2 separate regions of the Mus musculus genome follow, and region 2 is linked to region 1. A link is a loop called in an ENCODE intact Hi-C map of the cell type or tissue named here. Cell type or tissue: left cerebral cortex. All regions are shown on one strand. Each heading gives the region's core, and the rest is flanking DNA. Links, peaks and the distances in the headings are about the cores only.

Evidence for each region. A loop is a pair of places that touch in the nucleus more often than their neighbours do. Peaks named below come from ENCODE experiments on the same cell type or tissue, not always from the same donor. Only the 100,000 strongest peaks of a DNase experiment are listed, where the experiment ranks them.
Region 2: it touches region 1 in a loop (2.2-fold over the local background); 2 of 42 quality-filtered maps call a loop at or near these places.

Annotation. Positions count from the first base shown.
Region 1 is chr4:20,792,605-20,797,991 of GRCm38, reverse strand. No RefSeq gene overlaps it. Among named protein-coding and RNA genes, the nearest start is that of Nkain3, 17 kb to the right of the region's middle. In left cerebral cortex, for the core only: no CTCF peak of the experiment used is centred there; no DNase peak of the experiment used is centred there.
Region 2 is chr4:20,841,503-20,846,889 of GRCm38, reverse strand. No RefSeq gene overlaps it. Among named protein-coding and RNA genes, the nearest start is that of Nkain3, 66 kb to the right of the region's middle. In left cerebral cortex, for the core only: no CTCF peak of the experiment used is centred there; DNase peaks (open chromatin) are centred at 2,105 and 2,532.

The DNA of each region.
Region 1 (5,387 bases), core at 166-5,165:
AGAAGAAATGGGGAAGAGCCTTGAACACATGGGCACAGGGGAGATTTTCCTCAATAGATCAACAACGGCTTATGCTCTAAGATTAACAATATACAAATGGGACCTCATAAAATTGAAACACTTCTATAAGCCAAAGGACACTATCAATAGGACAAAATGGCAACCAACAGATTGGGAAAAGACTTTCACCAATTCTACATCCAATAGAGAGCTAATATCCAATATATACAAAGAACTCAAGAAGTTAGACTCCAGAAAACCAAATAACCCATTAAAGAGTGTAGGCTACAGAGCTAAACATAGAATTCTCAACTGAGGAATACAAAATGGATGAGAAGCACTGAAAAGAATGGTCAACATCCTTAGTCATCAGGGAAATGCAAATCAAAATGATCTTGCCATTCCATCTCACACCAGTGAGAATGACAAAGATGATCTAAAATTCAGGTGACAGTAGATGCTGGCAAGGATGTGGAGAAAGAGGAACACTCCTCCATTGTTGGTGGGATTGCAAGCTGGCACAACCACTCTGGAAATCAGTCTGGAGGTTCCTCAGAAATTTGGGCATAGTATTACCTGAAGACCTAGCTATACCACTCCTGAGCATATACTCAAAAGATGCTCCAAAGTATAATGAGAACTCATGCTCCAATATGTTCATAGCAGCCGTATTTATACTAGCCAGAAACAGGAAAAAACCCAGATGTCCCTCAACAGAGAGATACAGAAAATATTTTACATTTAAACAATGGAGTACTCCTCAGCTATTCAAAACAATGACTTCATGAAATTCCTAGGTAAATGAATGGAACTAGAAAATATTATCCTGACTCAGGTAACCCAGTCAGAAACACACACACATACACACACACACACACACACACACACACACACACACACACGGTATGTTCTCACTGATAAGTGGATATTAGCCCAAAAGCTCTGAAAACCAATGATACAATAGACAGATCATATGAACCTCAAGTAGAAAGAAGACCAAAGTGTGGATGCTTGAGTCCTTCTTAGAAGGGGGAAAAATACTTAGAGGAGATAGAGGGTGGGAGGAACTTGACAGGAGAGAGGAGGGGGATGAGAAAAATGAGGCAGGATCAGGTATGAGAGGATATAGGGATGATATAGTGAGGGTCAGGAAATTGAACAGAGGTGTGTAGCTATGGGGGATGAGGAACTGTGGGGCAATGGGCTATTCACAGACAGGCTGGTCTCCTGTTGAGCTGAGGTGTGGAACCCCAGTACCCAGTGGTGATGATTCACCTCCATGGTACAGTAGGCATTCCCTCATGTCTCCTGGACTCCTGGCTCCTGTCAAAGTTACAGACCCCCACAGCCCCCACAGGAGAAGCTGTGGCTAGTATGGCTAGTAGTCACATAGACAATGTCCCAAGCTTCTGACCTTCAAGCTAAACTTCTCTCAGTTACCTAGCAACAAGATAACAGCCCACCATAAGAGGATCTGCTTGGCCCCTCCTCACGCTCTTATTCTTACTCTCTCCTCACTCTCTTTCTCTAACTTCTTTTAAAAAAATTTTATTAGATATTTTCTTCATTTACATTTCAAATTCTATCCCAAAAGTCCCCTATACTCTTCCCCCCACCCTGCTCCCCTATCCACCCACTCCCACTTCTTGGCCCTGGTGTTCCCCTGTACTGGGGCATATAAAGTTTGCAAGACCAAGGGGCCTCTTCCCAATGATGGCCTACTAGGCCATCTTCTCCTACATATGCAGCTAAAGACATGAGCTCCAGGGGTGCTGGTTAGTTCATATTGTTGTTCCACCTATAGGGTTGCAGACCCCTTTAGCTCCTTGGGTACTTTCTCTAGCTCCTCCATTGGGGGTCCTGTGTTCCATCCTATAGATTACTGTGAGCATCCACTTCTGTATTTGCCAGGTACTGGCATAGCCTCACAAGAGACAGCTATATCAGGGTCCTTTCATCAAAATCTTGCTGGTATATGCAATAGTGTCTATGCTTGGTGGCTGATTATGAGATGGATACCTGGGTAGGGCAGTCTATGGAATGTCTATTCTTTTGTCTTAACTCCAAGCTTTGTCTCTGTAACTCCTCCCATGGGTATTTTGTTCCTTATTCTAAGGAAGAATGAAGTATCCATGTGTTGGTCTTCCTTCTTGATTTTCTTGTGTTTTGCAAATTGTATCTTGAGTATTCTAGGTTTTGGGCTAATATTCACTTATCAATGAGTGTATATCAAGTGACTTCTTTTGTGACTGGGTTACCTCACTCAGGGTGATATCCTCCAGATACATCCATTTGCCCAAAAATTTCATAAATTCATTATCTTTAATAGCTGAGTAGTACTCCATTGTGTAAATGTACCACACTTTCTGTATCCATTCCTCTGTTGAGGGACATCTGGGTTCTTTCCAATTTCTAGCTATTATGAATAAGACTGCTATGAACATAGTGGAGCATGTGTCCTTATTACCAGTTAGAACATCTTCTGGTTATATGTCCAGGAGAGGTGTTGCTGGATCCTCCCGTAATACTATGTCAAGTTTTCTGAGGAACCGCCAGACTGATTTCCAGAGTGGTTGTACAAGCTTGCAATCCCACCAGCAATGGAGGAGTGTTCCTCTTTCTCCACATCATCACCAGCATCTGCTGTCACCTGAATTTTTGATCTTAGCCATTCTGACTGGTGTGAGGTGGAATGTCAGGGTTGTTTTGATTTGCATTTCCCTGATGATGAAGGATGTTAAACATTTTTTTTCAAGTGATTCTCAGCCCTTCAATATTCCTCAGTTGAGAATTCTTTGTTTAGCTCTGTACCCCATTTTTAATGGGCTTATTTGAATTTCTAGAGTTCAGCTTCTTGAGCTCTTTGTATATATTGGATATTAGTCCCCTATCAGGTTTAGGATTTTTAAAAATACTTTCCCATAGCTTTTCTTCTCTCACATTTCCCCTTTCTCTCCTCTTGGCCATGGCCAGTCTCTCTCTCTCTTTCTACCTTTTCTCTTTCCCCCTGCCTTTCTACTATAAAGCTATAAAACCACAGACTATCTCTGTCCATCAAGTCCCACTGTGCTTGAACGATGAGATAGGCTTTCTTCTAATGAGCCATTTCTAATCTCCTGATGGAAGGCCTTCCTGTGCTCCAGTCAAGGCCCAGACTAGGGACTCTCACCTGCTTGGGAACCTCTCTCCCTCTGCCCTCTCTTCCATATCTCTGGGACTGAGGGTGTCACCCCGGGGCCCCTGGTATAAGGGGATGCCCCTTCTCTACCCCCTGTCAAGTGGGGTCCAGTGGCTTCACACAGTCAGATATCCACCTGGGGCTGAGTGGAAAGCTTCTGGAAGCCCTCTTGCATCTGCCTGCCCAGAGCACAGGAGCTCTGGCCGGACATCGGCTCTCTCCCTCCCCCCTTTTTCCCCTACCTCATAGCCCACAGGGAACTAGGGGTAGCCACCAGAAAGTCTCTGATGCCAAGAAAGTAGGAGGCTCCCAGGACCCAACAGGGATGAGAATCGCTGAAATGCCCAACAAAGGGGAAGGAGAACTTGTAGAGACCATATCCAGAGGTTAGGCAAGGCATCTTGTTGGGGGATGGGGCCACCCACTCATCTCCAAATTTTTAACTCAAAATTGTTCCTGTCTAAATGAAATACCGAGACAAAGTTTAGAGCAGAGACTGAAGGAAAGGCCATTCAGAATCTTCCCCACCTGCATTCCCATATGCAGCCACTAAGGCAAGACTCTACTGCTAATACCAAGAAGTGCTTGCTGATAGGAGCCTGATATGGATGTCTCCTGAGAGGCTCTGTCAGAGCCTGACAAACACAGATGTGGATGCTTGCACCAACTGAATACAGGGAGGAGGAGTTAGGGAAAGGACTGAAGGATCTGAAGGGATTTGCAACCCCATAGGAAGAACAACAGTTTAAATCAGCCATACTCCCCAGTGTTCTCAGAGACTAAACCACTAACCAAATAGTACACATGGAGGGAATCATGGCTCTAGCTGTATATGTAGCAGAGGATGGCCTTATCTGGCATCAATGGGAGAAAAGGCCATTGGTCCTGTGAAGGCTAGATGCCCCAGTGTATGGGAATGCCAGGGCCAGGAAGTGGGAGTGGGTAAGTGGGTGCAGGAGCACCCTCAAAGAAGCAGGGGAAGGAGAAATAGGGTAGGGGGGCTTGCAGAGGAGAAAATGGGAAGAGAGATCGCATTTGAAATGTAAATAAATAAAATATCCAATAAAAAATAATCATATTTATTCCAGAGGCTCACTTCCTGGAACCTACTGGCAACTTAATGTTGCTCACATGCATAGGCACGTCCTGGCCAAGGTGTACTTTTCTCAGGGTAGGTGTAGTCATTTAAAAAAAAAATCAGACAATCTTCAACCTCCTTCTCTGGCAGAGTGTTCCCTGCTTTGGAATCCCTGCCTCCTTCCAGTCAGACAGTAGTCCTGAATCCACCACTTACTTCCCAAATCCTATCCAAAGCCCTCAGTATCTCTTGGATTTTCCATATACCATAGCATCCCCAGTCCTCAGGAAAGATAGAAAAAGCTAACTGCTCCTTTAAAAACTCCCTTGTCAAACTGGAACAAGAATATCTCAATTTGGTAAAGCTCTTGTCCTGGACCCTTCTCAGGCTATAGCCTCTCCCAAAGCAATCTGTTCATCTCATGTACTGAGTTCATATAAGGTCAACTTCTTCTGACCCCTGGTCTTTACCTGAAACCCTCCCCTCCCTGATAACCTACTCACCAAGTTAAGCTATCATCTCTGCTCCCTCCATTGGACCTTTTCTGACCCTTGCATACGTCTGCCATTTGCTGATCCCTGTATATCTCCAATCAACGCTGGGAATTGGGTTCTTCATTTCCCTGCAGATCAGTGCCCCTCATCTCTTTACTTGAATGTCAGGGCCAGTCAAGGTAATTATTGTAACCTTCACAGTCACTAAGTTTAAGGGTCTTCCTCGTTGAATTCAGCTATTTCACTTTAAGCCCTTACTCCCCCATCTCAAGATAACTTTCCTTCCTATATATCAACCCCAATAGAATCCTGCTCCTTTAAGTTTCAGAGGACATGCAAATCAACCATCTTGGTTCTGGAAGAACAAGGTTTTACCTCAACAGCCATGCTTAACTCTACTGGATTGGACATAGTTTCTTCCTTCTCCTACTGCCTGTTTCTATACAGGATAACTCTTACATATGGAGATATGATGTCCAAGAAACCCTCACTTATAACAAATAGTCCCTCAAAATAAGGTTGAGAAATTACTCCATAGCAGAATGACAGAAGTCAATTAAAATTTACATCACTCCTATATATCTATCCCACCTTCTTCATTTATTAACTTTTTCCCCTGCTTCCTCTATGACCAGAT
Region 2 (5,387 bases), core at 163-5,162, 49 kb before region 1:
GAAGACCATGGAGGAAAGAGAAACTAAGGAAGATAACACCCATTTGACAAAAATAAACTTAGAAATTGGCACCTAAAACTATAATTATCTGAAACCCAGATGCCTAGAGGCCAGTTTAAGAACATAATCCACAACAGCCAGGGCCATCAAAGAGTTCTGGGTTTCTATTTAAAAAATACTAATAACTGTAGGAGTTGAAAGGGAAGTACCCCAGTTCAAAGGCCCAGAAAAATATTTTTAACAAAGTCATAGAAGAAAAATTTCCTAACCTTTAGAAGGAAATGACTACAAAGGTAAAAGGAATTCACAGAACAAATACTGGACAATCACTTTTGAAATTTACATGGCAGTTTCTCAGAAAATTGAGAATTGATATACATTAAGAACCAGCTAAGTTATACCAGTCCTCAGTATATACCCAAACCACATTCCACCATATCAAATGGAAACTTGCTCAACTATGTTCATAGTAGCTTTGTTTGCAATTGACTGAAACTGGAAACAACTTGTATTCCTTTACTAAAGAATGGACAAAGAAAATGTAGTACATTTACCCAATGGAGTACTACTCAGTTGCTTAAAAAAGAATGTCATGAAATGTTCAGGAAAATGGGTGGAACTAGAAAAAATTATACTGAGTGAAGTAACCAGACCCATGAAAGCAAACATGGTATGTACATGTACTCACTTGTGAAGTGATATTAACTGTAAAGGATTATCATGCTACAATCCACAAATGCAGAGCAGCTAAGTAGCAAGGAGGGCTCAAGGGAGTATGCACGGATCTCCCTGGAAAAGGGAAATATAATAAGCATTGCTGTTTAACTGAGGGCAGGTGACAATGAGAACAGCATAGGTCAGGATGGGGTAGAATGGAGCTAGAGAGTACTGGAATGTGGGGGGGGGGGGCATTTCAGGGTCAAGGTGGAAATCAAGTACAATGGAATCTACTAGAAATCTACAAAAGTGACTGTAGCTAAGACTCCTAGAAATGATGGCTCCTGGAGCCTAAACCGGCAGTCTCCTATAACCAGGTAAGCCTTCCAGTGGAGGGTTTGGGATGTCAACCCAGTCACAAAATCTTTAACCTACAATTTATCCTATCTTCAAGATGTTCTGGGGTAAAGGTGGCAAAGAAATTGTGAGACCGTTGAGCCAATGACTGGTCCATCTTGAGACCCATTTTATGAGTGAGCGCCCCTCCCCTGACACTGCTTAGAGAATCAGGAACCAGAGGCTGAACAGCCCAGAGATCTAGGCTAGAACTAAATGTGATTGGGGAAAAAAAAATCCACTGAAGTGATTTCTAATGATATTCTGCTATGTTAGTAGACAAGAGCCTAACAGTGAGGTTTCATCTAGCAAATGATAGGAGCAGATACAGACAACCAATGACAAACATTAGTTGAAGTTGGGGAAACATTACAGAAGACAGTTAACTGTGAGGAAAGATTACAGGAGCCACAATGGGCCAGGATAACACACACACACACACACACACACACACACACACACACAAATCCCCCACAGAATAACTAATCAGAACTCATAGGGCTCACAGAGACTGAAGTGATAATCAGGGAATCTGCATATATGTTACAGTTGTGTCCTTTGGTCTTCTTGTAGGACTTCTAACAGTAGTAGTAGAAGTGCCTAATTTTATTGCAGCTCCATATGCCATGTTTGGTTGCTATCCCTGGGAGGCCTGCCCTTTTCTGAAGAGAAAGACAAGGCAGAGGGAGAACAGCTCTGAGGGAGAGGAGAGGTAAGGGGAGGAACTGATAGGAGAAGAGGAGGGGAAACTGCATTTGAGATGTAATATATGAGAGAAGAATACATTTTAAAAACTATGTTATATCTTTTTTTTTAAAATAAGGGTAAGATCACATACATCAATGACTGGCTGTAGAATACACACACACACACACACACACACACACACACACACACACTCTTCAGTGTTTTATAGCTAAGAACCGCTAAATGCTAAATGTTATTCCCTCTGCTGTGCATCAGTGAACACAAGTCAACATTCCCATGCTGCACCATGCTCCAGAGTCTAGGCGTTCCATTTAGCTTCTTCATGACTCATTGATCTAAGCTTTTAGACACTCTTGCACTTCATGTTTCTTAGGAGGTGGTGATTAGAACTAGCAGCAGACAGCTCACCAGGGACAACTTGAAATGCTCCTAGAGCTGTATTAATGATGGCAGGAGCTGGGTACGGGTCTCTGAAAGGTGAAAAATTATAGGTCTGTGAGGTATACTCCTTCCAATGCTTTCAAGTTTGCTCCCAGGTGGATTTTTTTTCTAAAAATATGTCATCTCAGTGAACATTAAAAATTCCCATAGCAACGACTTGTCTGGCTGTGATGGTAGATTTTAGGCATCCAAGTTTTATGGTGAGATTCTGCTAAGCAGGAGAAATCTGCAACCTGGCAGCTAAGCCAGACTCATACCCCAGGTGTTCTAAATAATAAATATTCTTTCTCTTTTTTTGCAACCTGTCTACCCTTCAAGCAGGAGTGGCTACATTTGTCAAAGCAGTGGGGGTGTCAGGGAGAAAGTGAAATTGGGTGTTTTACTTTAGTTTCCACTAAAAGCAGAGCCTGCGAAGAGTCTCCAGGGCAGGTAATTTGTCTGAGAGATGATCTTGAAAACCAGAAATTAGAGAGAGACAGGGCAGAATGACTGAGAAAGGAGAGAAGCTAATATGAGCGAATATCTTTCCTTCTGCTGCTGAAGGCAGTTGGGCGCAGTTCATGCAGAACTGCTGAGAAGAGAGCAGAATCCTTCTAAGCAATTCTCATCACTCAGGGGCCTTTTTCCATTCACACTTTCCTCCCATTGCTTGAAGGTCACCACCAAGGGTATCTGTTTCAGGCTGCTTGTTCCGAAGTACAAAACCAGTCCTGTGGGCGTTTCTGAAAGCTATGAAGCACGCTTATTGACATAAGCAGTGCTTATGTGTGGATGAGCAAGTCGAGAGAAGCTTTATGTCTGGAACTACCTGCCACCACAGGTGAGACTAAAAGTGGCAGCTGCTACAACCCAGGCTGTTTCCCTGTTCAGACTGTTTAATGTCCTTCACTGAATCCATTTTGTTGCTGTAATTTCCAGGTGAAGACTAGCTACAGTTCTTATCCTAAAGCTTATTTATGTGGGACTCGTGAACTGAGCAGTAGCATTGTGCTGTCAAGACCATAAGTAGACTCTGTGATCCAATTCTTCATCTAGTTCTGTTGTTTTGCTCATCCAATAGTTCTGCAGAACTCAGCTGCTCACCTAGTAAGTTTTCTAGACCTTCATATCTGAGTCTGCCTTCATACTTGCTCTACCCTGTTAGTGCATCACTGCTGTGATTTTCTGTTCAGTTATCATCAGACACTGAATTGCCAAAGAACATCTCAGGATCTGAGCACTGTAGACACACTCTTCTCTTAGTTCTAGGTGTCACAGTAAGTAACCCAATGATGGCCACAGTTTCAAGGCTAAGTGCTTTGGTTAAAGACTGTCTTTGTAGCGCTCCAACACTATGGGGCTAAGATCTGTACTCCAGGTATTCTAGAGATGTGCTGCTGGAAATGATGGGTTGGAAGGGGCTTCTGCTTGTGCCTTTGCTTAATGTAGAGACAGCTTCTATCTATCTATCCCTAATCTCCAAGAGCCATTAATCCTTATAAGGGACTTTACTCTGGCAAATAATGAATTTTCAAATTACATATTGATTCTCCATTTACCTCCTATTTTTATGATCCAATCCTTGGCTTTCTTTTTGATGTGCTTTGCCATAAGACTATAAAAGATGTTTCAATGCTAACCCAGAAACCCACTGGCTATCAAAGCCTTAGCTTAGTAGTTGGACATTGAATTTTTGTTTTGTTTAAAGCCTTCAAAACAGTTTGCAAAGCCCAGCAAATTTCAAGCCCTTAAGAGTCACCTCTGGCTCTTTAAACTCTGACCTTTCTTACTCTCTAGCCCTCCTTCACTCTCTCTCCTTCCCCTCTCTCTACATGGCCATGGCCAGCCTCTCTCCCTCTTTCTACCTTCTCTCTTTTCCCCTGCCTTTCTACAATAAAGCTCTAAAACCATAAAGAGAGAGACAGAGACAGAGACAGAGACAGAGAGAGAGAAGAGAGTCACCTCTGACTCATACTGTTTAGGTTCCAATGTTCCAGGATGACCCAGTATTCAGCCTGTCTTTCACACCTATATTTCAGAAATATGTCATAATAGATTCAATTCAGGATATATCAGGTGTTGTCACTGTTCTTGAATGTGATCAGATCTCTTGAGATATCTAGTTCTAGAATTCCATCACAAGTATTTTCTTGGCTCACTTTCTATGCCAACTACCATGGTCTATGTTCTAATAGATAAAACAAAACAAAACAAAACAAAACAAACAAACAAACAAACAAAAACAAAAGAGAAAGACAAAGGGGCAGAACTCTAACATAAAAGAAAATTGGCAATGTTGCTTTTATGGAGAACAGTAGCACAATTATTCCAGAGCTATAACAGCAGAACAAATTCTCCCAGAAATAATATCCAATGGCTATTTTGCTCTAATGGACAGGCTTTTTGCATGCCTAGGTTGTGCATGAACAGAAACTGATATAAAATCTTACCACATTAGATACTATATTTAATGTGCTTTATTCACTATTGGTATATAGCCAATGCTCTGTAAGTATCCCAGGGGAAAGCTGTTATATCCATATAGGCCTATGACCAGTCTTCTCCAAATCCCTATAAAACATCCCCCCAAAATACTTCAGAGTATCCATTGATGTCCTTTATCAGGGTCCAGGGTTCATGGACCAAAACAGATTCCTCTGTGACATTATCAGATACCTTGAGAAAATACAATGATATTTGCCTCCTCTTCAGGATCCTATTGAAACAGAGAAATTATTTAAATCTCACGTGCCTTACAACAAGAAAGCCCAGCTATATGTTACTAACTCTTCACAAACATTTCAATAAATAACTGCTCACTTTTTTATAGGTAGAATCTGTAGATAGTCAAATTAAAGCCTGGTGGCCATATGCAATTTTTGCTACCTCAATTCCCCAAAGATGCTACTGCCTAGGCAACATTAAATGTGCAAGATATTTAGTGGATTTGTACCCTGAGATGAAGAAGAAAAAGTCATGAGTCGTAGAGATCCTTAAGATTCTGATACATATGTGGTCCCTTAAGAGAAAGAGGGAGCCAGACATATGACACATGTTGATTCCATACAACAATCTGGAAGCTGAAGCATGGGATTTACCATAATTTAAAGAACAGCTTGAACATCTTGTAGATATTGGAGAGGACCAGGTCAGTTATTTAGAATGACCCCTTTGCAGGAGTTTGGGGAATCAAAAAAGGTCCCAGC